Linked DNA regions of Mus musculus: region 2 is linked to region 1. Evidence: chromatin contacts called from ENCODE Hi-C or POLR2A ChIA-PET data. All regions are on one chromosome and are shown on one strand. Each heading gives the region's core, a stretch centred on a gene start or an enhancer-like site at or near the end of the contact. The rest is flanking DNA. Distances are from core to core; before and after follow the strand shown.

Region 1 (4,390 bases), core at 1,334-3,833:
ATTCTTATGTAATTGAGGCTAACCTTAAACTTCTTAAACTTACCTCCACCTCCTGAGCCGGGATTAAAGATGTGCCCCACCAAGCTCAGTTTATGTGGCTTTGGGGATTAAATCCAAGACTTTTTGCATGCTGGACCAACTCAACTACCACCCTATCCCTGATGACCATCTTGTTTCTGCCAGCCCACAGAGGTCCACCTGCTCCTGCTGACCCATTCCCAGCATCTGTGAGCTTTTCAATTTCAGAGATCATGTGTATTGTTTACTGTTCTGAGCACCTGACAGCCTGACTCACACAGCAGATTCTCAGGAAATGACCACATGTGTTCAAATAAAGGTCCACCCTATAAAGTCAGCAGATCTTTTGTATAGCCAATATTCTTCTGTTTCCTTAGATTTTGAAGTTTCTAGGAAATTCTGCCATTTATCTACATTATATAGAAGTTGAAGTGCCTTCAATATTTGGACAACTTGGTTAAATTGTAGTATATTCTGTCCCCTATTCCTTTCTTTTAAACTGCATTAGCATGGTCCCCAAAAGAATCCTAGTGAGGGACTGGAGAAATAGCTCTGGCTTAAACACGCACATTGATGACTTGTAACCACCTGCAACTCCAGCTCCAAGGGACTCACTCCAGGCCTTTGACCTCTGAGGGCACCTGTCTGAGTGCACATACGTACATGCTGACACATATGCGTGCACATTATTCATTAGTATATATAAGCCCGCACATGCCTGTAATCCTGCCTTTGATCCTAGCACCCGGGAGGTAGTCACCAAATTTCTGAGTTCAAGGATAGCCTGGTCTACAGAGTTAGTTCTAGGACAACCAGGGCTACACAGAGAAACTTTGTCTAAATTACGTGTGTGTGTGTTATAGCTGAGTGGTTAAATAAACAAATCTTTAAATAATATAAGTTAATTAGATTTGGCTTCAACATCAGATACCAAAAGAGTTTTTAGTATTTTGTCAGTAATTAAATTATAATCACAGTCTCTCACCAATCATGACAAAATTTGTTTTCCTACACTTTGAAACAAGACATTGTTGCTTTGTTTTGTCTTTTGAGACAGCATCTCTATTCATAACTCTGGCTGTCTTCAAGCTCACCGAGATCAGCATACCTCTACACCTGCTAATATTAAAAGCAAGTACCTCCATGCCTAGCTCAAATAGGAAATGTTCTCTGGCTTTGGGTTGTTTTGTTTTTTTTTTTAATTTATTTACTTCTTATTTTTTTGAGACAGGGTTTCTTTGTGTAGCCTTGACTTTCCTTGAACTAGCTCTGTAGACCAGGCTGACCTCAAACTCACAGAGATCCACCTGCCTTTGTCTCCCAAATGCTAGGATTAACGAGGCCTGCCTAGATGTTTTAAAATATAAGTGTTCAAAATGAAAATTACCAATATGGCTGTAGCTGTAGCTCTGTGGTAGAGTGTTTACAGGGGATATTTAGCACTGTAACAAAAATAATAAATATAACCCTAAATCCTGAATGCATGGGTTCATGTAGCTCAGGTTTGTCTGGTTCAACTCAGAATGATCTTAAACTCTTTCCTTCCTTCCTTCCTTCCTTCCTTTCTTTTCTTTTCTTTTCTTTTCTTTTGTAACTTTCTCTCAACTATGCATTGTGGCTGCCTAGAATTCACAATATACACCAGGCTGACCTTGATATTTTTACTTACGTGTATGTGTGTATATCTTTGTGAGTAAATACCACATGTGTTTAAGTGACAGTGGAGACTGGAAGGTGTCAGAGTCCTTGGAGCTGGAGTTACAGATGGTCATTTGCCTGTGTGCGAGAAGCTCAGCTCAGATTCTCTGGAAGAACAGCCAGTACTCTTAACCACTGAGCCGCCTCTCCAGCCCCAGTGGACTGCTATTCTTAATATAAGTATGGAACAGCCTAGCTAAACATGACACCCTAAGTTCAATAATGCCTATTCCCCAATCATAATTAACAGCTTTATTTCTAGGGCAATTCTAGAAAGTAGTTGCTAATGTCAATAGGTTTAAGGGAAAATGTCCTTATTATCTAAATCAGTAGATAGATCTAAGTTATACTCTATAAATAATCAGATATAGTGGACCACTTACAAATTCTGAAAGATTAGAATATAGAAAATAGCTTTCTAATTTATGGTGTGTTTCTTAGCAGGTGGGCAGGGACAGAATTCTGTTGTTTTTAAAGATGTTGCTTGTGCATTGGTTTGTACTCTCTGAGTACGTCAGAGGGAAAGTCAGAGCCAAAGCACCAGCAAACCTGAGAGCTTGAAAGGCAGTGTTAACGTCTTGTTCCCTATTACTGTGATGACATAAACCTGATTTTTAATTCATTGTAGACTTACATTGTAAGAAATACGTGAGACCTGTGAATATTTCTTAAAGTACAGAACCAAATGATAAAAATTGTAATTATAAAATGACATGTTCCGGAATTCTCACCAAATAGAGGCTAAGAATTCCCAGAAAATAACATTAAGCCTGTGACTTGCAATAAGCCATATGCAGAACATTGGCTTGTTGTCAGCTTGCCAGGGTCTGATTGGAAGACAAAGTCCCCAGTTTTACCACACAGGAGAAGTTTCCATAACTCAGTCATTGAACTCGAGGGCTGGGGGATGGGCTTGGCTGGAACAGGGACTTTTCACCAGTTACAGAATGTTCCATGCTCTTCTTCGCTGTCTCCTAACAACAGTTAACTTGATGTTTGACCTCAGAGTCAGGCTTGCCTGTGGCAAGAGAGAGCATTTGAACCAGTTAGTAATTAAGCTCTGAAGTCGGAATGTTGTTTCTTGTTCTTCACTCTATGGAAAGTAGTTAGAATGAGCTATGTCAGCCTAGACCACAGGAGGAAGACTCAACCTTTTCTTATTTTTCTGTTTGAGTTGCTTGTTTGTTTTTGTTTTTGTTTTGGGGTGTTTTTGGGCATCTTTTGTTGCTGGTGCTGCTGCTGCTGCTTCTGTTGAATGAGGGTCTTACTCGGTAGCCCTGGCTAGCCCTGGCTAGCCTGTAACTCACTTCATGTAAACCCGGCTGTCCTTGAAGTCACAGAATTCTGTCTGGGCTTAAAGGGATGGGCTACCTTGCATGGCTATTTTTTATTACTATTATTATAAAATGTAATCTAGTTCATGTCTCTGATTCTGTTTTACGCTGGTCATTATGAAAGTAATTTTCTTAAAAGGTTATAGAAGTCTGAACCAAGCCGGGCGTGGTGGCCCACGCCTTTAATCCCAGCACTCGGGAGGCAGAGGCAGGCGGATCTCTGAGTTCGAGTCCAGCCTGGTCTACAGAGTGAGTTCCAGGACAGCCAGGGCTACACAGAGAAACCCTGTCTGGAAAAAAAAACAAAAAACAAAGTCTGGCCCACCAGTATTCATTCCGTGATCTGAGAAAGGATTACTAGCTTAGAACCCCACTGTGGTGACGCAGCTGTGGTGGCGCAGTTCTGACTTTAAAGTTACCTCCCTCTGCAGTTGATGATAGCTTCCCTTCTTGTGTCTGTGGTAATCTGCAGAAACTCTTCCATGTTTCTGTCATAGATGCTGGGATGCAGCATAGCTAGACTGCTGATGAGAAATGGATATTTTATTAGGAAGTTAGCACTATCAGAGCATTTCAGTGGAATATTAAAGTAAAAATCCAGTTTGTTAGATAATACAGGGTAAAACAAAAGGCGGTCAGGAATTCCTGACACATTTTAATTACCCTACTTCTTAGATACATAAACCTATTCTTTTTTTAATTTATTTATTTATTATAGGTAATTACACTGTAGCTGTCTTCACACACCCCAGGAGAGGGCATCAGGTCTCATTAAGGTGGTTGTGAGCCACCATGTGGTTGCTGGGATTTGAACTCAGGACCTTTGGAAGAGCAGTCAGTGCTCTTAACCACTGAGCCATCTCTCCAGCTCAACCTATTCTTTCATTAATAGAAGGAATTACTATGTGGTTTTTGGATGAGGGAAATACTAGCCAAAAAAAAAAAAAAAAAACTAGAGAGAAAATATAAATTACAGGGCTGGAGAGATGGCTCAGCAATTAAGAGCACTTGCCACTTTTTCAATAGACCCTGTTTTGTTTCCAGCACCTGTATTGGATAGGACATAACTGCCTGTAACTATCTCCATGGGATCCAGTGCCCTTTTCTGGCCTTCTTAGGTACCTGTACATACATATATACATTTGGGCACACATATATACACAAAAAAAAAATTAAGGAAAAAGAAAATACAAATTACTACTGAGCATGATGGTGTGCACCATGTACAAGCATGGGGAGAGAAGAGGAAGTTAAAAGCAGGCTTGGGGTGGGGGAGAAAAGAAACAGTAGAAATATAAAGGCTAGCTAGGCATGGCATGGTACTGCATACATGCCTTTAA
Region 2 (4,393 bases), core at 73-2,572, 140 kb before region 1:
GGGCCTGATTTTGGTGTATAGTTTTGTTTTGGTGACACAGGGTCACTCGTTTTGTTGCCCCCGCTGTCCTGATCTTGCTATTAGAGCAGGTTAGCTTCAAATTCACAAAGATCACCTGCCTCTGCCTCCCTAGTGCTGGGATCAGAGACATACACCACCATGCTCAGCCCATTTAATCTTTAAAAATACATCTTGAATAATTCTTAATTGAATAGTTTGGGTCTAGAAGTATTGAGAGTTTTTTTTGCTTTGAGGAGATTTTTAGAATTCTTTTTAGAACATTCTGTTTGTTATTTTGTCTATCTATGTGGGGGGACATACATGTGAAGGAAACTCAGGGAAGTCCGTTCACCTCCCATCATGTGGGGCTGGCTTGTCAGCAAATGCCTTTCCTTCCCTGCTGCACAGTTCACAGACTTAGATTTGGAATCTCTGCATAGATTTTGTTCGTGAGCATCACTAACTAACCTGAAAGTCAAAGATTAGAAGCCTGAACTTTCTAGTTTCGTGGTACAGGTTTTGGAACATTTTGGAGTATCTTACTGGCAGGTTGGGAGCTAAGAATAACCTAGTCAACATAACATCAGAATTTATGTCAGGCAGAATTGATCTCATCTTCAGAAAGGATATTTCACCTTTTACCTATGACCAGATATTTTGGGATAGTATACATTTTGCTTTTACCTAAAAGTATATTACGTTTTAAAGTATTAAAATGTCTGTCGACCTCCTTAAATAATTTGAATTCGAGTGCTTTGCATACATCACACTTCTCTTTTTAAAGGCCATCAGTTGAATTTTGCCAAGTTCTTTTCTATTTTTAATGTTACTGTTATCTTATCACATTTCTTAATGCTTTCTTATGTGTGCAGATGGTGAGTTACCTTAAATTAGATTGTGTTAGTCATTGTCCTGTTCTATAAAAAGAATGATTTAAAAAATTTATAGCTTTGCAAAATAGTGTGTTATACTTTGTGTCTATCTGTCTACTTCATAGCTATTATCCCTTGTTCCTTCCCCAGACGCTTACACATAGTCTAGCCCCCTTCATGTAAAACAGAATAAAAGTCTAGTTATTTAGAGGTTGATGGATACAGTAAAGAAAAGCAAATTCTTTAAATATTCTGCTTCCCTCTGAAGCCAGTTTAAACTTCATGCCTTCTTTTTATAAACAGGACTATAACTTTCACAATTTCTCCAGTCTGGTTGTGGTTTATAAGCCGTGTGGGATGGGAGTCATACACTGTCTTATAGAAGAAGGCTTTGTTGTTTAGTACGATGGGTTGCCGTACAAAGCTCTTAGGCTTTGTCTGTTTCCCACCTCCCTTGTCACCCTCCCACTCTGACAGCTTTTGTCCTTTAGGAGCCAGATTCTCCGTGGCTCAGGAACAGAGTTACCCTCAGTTTCTGAGGATTATCCTTCAGAGCCTAGGCATGGCTCTGGGCTTTGACTGCTGTTGATTTCAGTGAAATCACCTTTCCGACTGTGACAAATTTCAAACGACAAGTATAAGCCCTTGCATCTGACTCTGGACTTTTAACATTAAATGCGAATTTCCCCTACTTTTACTAAACGCTTACTGTCTTAACTGGATGAAGCTTGGACTTTGTTCTCACTCCAGTATATTAACAGCATTGGAAACCACCCTCCCCCTGTCTTCCTCTTCTTTCTCCAGCACTTCTGTTTTCCCTTTGTATCTTAGACCAGTTAAATGTAGCATGCACTATGGTGACCAGCAAAGTTGACATACAACTTCTTTTCAAAACGCAGTTTCCACAAAATCGAGTTGGGTGAGAGATGACTGCATTTTAAAAAGTGGACATTTCCTCCTTGTGTTTCTATTAGATTGGCTTTGTCTTTTGTATATACAGCTACTTTAGTTTATGTGTGAGCTAAGTATGCAATGAAAGTTACAGCTCTGTTTTTTATCAGTAAGAAAGCTTTTCCTTAGTCTTATTTTCACTTTGGATGTAGAATCCTGTAGAAGTCACATGTTTATAGTATTGCCGTTGTGTTCATTAGAGGTAATAAAGAGTTTTGCCTAAGGGTGCAGGTGTACATTGGTTTGCTTGGTCTCAGCTGTAGTTCTAGCAATGTGACTCATATAGTTATTAGTCCCAGGATAAAACCACATTACTTGGAACGTAGGGATAGTTAGCTAGGTATTAATTTTAAACTTTGCTTCTTTTTCATTATTCTTTAATTCTTTATTCAGCTGGCAAAACTCTTCAGATATTTAACATTGAAATGAAAAGTAAAATGAAGGCCCATACCATGACTGATGATGTCACCTTCTGGAAATGGATCTCTTTGAATACGGTTGCTCTTGTTACGGATAATGCAGTTTATCACTGGAGTATGGAAGGAGAGTCTCAGCCAGTGAAAATGTTTGATCGTCATTCTAGCCTCGCAGGATGCCAGATCATCAATTACCGTACAGATGCAAAGCAGAAATGGTTGCTTCTCACTGGCATATCTGCACAGGTAATTCTCGTTAGTTTGTGATGAAGAAGTGGCCTAAAGCCCTGTTTTGTTCAATATCACTTCAGTTAGGTCTTTAAACCCAATGTTACTGAATTTGATTTATTTTGAAAGGTTTTCGTTTTTAGTGATTGTTGGCTTATACCTTTAACCTGACGTGAAACTTGAGTACTCTTACCAGTTTTTGTGTTTTTTTAAAAGATTTATTTATTATATGTAAGTACACTGTAGCTGTCTTCAGACACTCCAGAAGAAGGCATCAGATCTCATTACGGATGGTTGTGAGCCACCATGTGATTGCTGGGGTTTGAACTCTGGACTTTCAGAAGAGCAGTCAGGTGCTCTAACCCACTGAGCCATCTCACCAGCCCCCCTCTTATCAGTTTTTAATTTTCACAGATTAAGGAAAGATTGAGTGATTAGAATGTTTTTGGAGTCTCAGTGTGCTTCAGAGTGAATCTGTATTGTTGTAGTAAGATGGGTAAAGAGATGACAGGATGAGACATGTTTTATTCACATTAGACTTTAATAAGATAATTTTGGAGTTAAACTTTTAAAGTTAAGTATCAATCTACAATAAGAGACTAACATGTGGTGCTGGAGAGATGGCTCATTGGTTAAGAGCACTGACTGCTCTTCTAGAGGTTCTGAGTTCAATTCCCAGGAACCACATGGTGGCTCACAACCATCTACAATGGGATCTGATGCCCTCTTCTGGTGTGTCTGAAGACAGCTACAGTGTACTCATATACATACAATAAATAAATCTGAAAGAGAGAGAGAGAGAGTGTGTGTGTGTGTGACAAGTACTGCTGAAGCTGGCAAACTATTGTAACTGCTTCACTAACTGAATCTGAGATCTGCTGGGTCATTGGATCTCTAAAGATTTTTGTTTCTTGTTTTTATTTGCAGCAAAATCGTGTGGTTGGAGCTATGCAGCTGTATTCTGTAGATAGGAAAGTTTCTCAGCCTATTGAAGGGCATGCAGCTAGTTTTGCACAATTTAAGATGGAAGGAAATGCAGAAGAATCAACATTATTTTGTTTTGCTGTGCGGGGTCAGGCAGGAGGAAAGGTAAGTTGTGTCCAATAATTATTTTAGTGAGTCTGTTTTGCTCTTTGTCATCTAAGTTAAAAATACTCATTTTTCTTCCTAAGTTTCATAGTATTCAGATTTGTGGTGCCTGACAAATATAATAATATAAATTATATTATATAATAATATATTATTAATTATTATTATTAATTTATATTATATAAATTATATATATAATATAATATAATCCTATTCTGCCATCTGAGGATCTTAACTTTTAGCAGTGTCTTTTTATATAACCTAGGCTGGTTTTGAATTAAGTCCTCTTGCCTCAGGATCTGAGTGCTGGTATTATAAACCTTTAGAGACCATTGAGCTCTTTGATTGTCTTTATCAAAGGCTTTTTGTTGTGTCTTTCACTTTACTCTGCATAGACTCATTAGGGTTGCTAAAATACCCATATATGTGTGCAGTACATGTCAAGAGTCTGATTCATTAAGTATTGCCCAAGAAGAATTCGATTCATCCTTTTTAAATTCCCTAGGTGACTTGAGGTAGATAGAATGGATGGTCTCTTAAATTAGAGAGGCTCATCTCTAGCTGTATATTGAAATTACCTAGACAGGTTAAAGTATTTTACATTGAAATTCTTAGTTGAGGACAGCAGAAACAAGGTCTGGTTGATTGGAGTATAAAAAACTTACTGACAGGTATTGGGTACCTGGCAGTAGCTAGGACAGCTGTATAACTAAACTTGGGAAAGGAGAAATAAGCAAAAATGCTAGGCTTCCAGGCAGAAGTCACGCTGTAGATCTGTGACCTGTGCTTCTGATAGGCCTGCACTGCTGGGGTCTGGTGACTCAGTTTGCTGCTATT

What was found. A loop is a pair of places that touch in the nucleus more often than their neighbours do. ChIA-PET counts read pairs that join two places held with the same protein, here RNA polymerase II (POLR2A).
Region 2: a loop to region 1 is called in a map of T-helper 17 cell, with 2.5 times the contacts of the local background. The contact joins two enhancer-like sites. A Hi-C loop is called at or near these places in 1 of 37 maps with a recorded cell type or tissue (T-helper 17 cell). POLR2A ChIA-PET finds 5 or more read pairs at or near these places in 1 of 5 experiments (Patski).

What each region holds. Positions count from the first base shown.
Region 1 is chr11:86,594,616-86,599,005 of GRCm38, reverse strand. The region is part of intron 10 of Vmp1 (vacuole membrane protein 1); the gene reads left to right. It overlaps Gm46289 (a long non-coding RNA gene), which reads right to left. Exons shown (of 2, transcript XR_001780284.2): 2 at 511-4,390. Among named protein-coding and RNA genes, the nearest start is that of Gm46289, 6.2 kb to the right of the region's middle. Within about 2 kb of position 2,583, at least 1 of the 3 ENCODE cell types and tissues checked has a DNase peak (open chromatin) inside an H3K27ac peak, as active enhancers do.
Region 2 is chr11:86,731,668-86,736,060 of GRCm38, reverse strand. Cltc (clathrin, heavy polypeptide (Hc)) reads left to right here. Exons shown (of 32, transcript NM_001003908.2): 3 at 2,217-2,485; 4 at 3,395-3,556. Among named protein-coding and RNA genes, the nearest start is that of Cltc, 24 kb to the left of the region's middle. Within about 2 kb of position 1,322, at least 1 of the 3 ENCODE cell types and tissues checked has a DNase peak (open chromatin) inside an H3K27ac peak, as active enhancers do.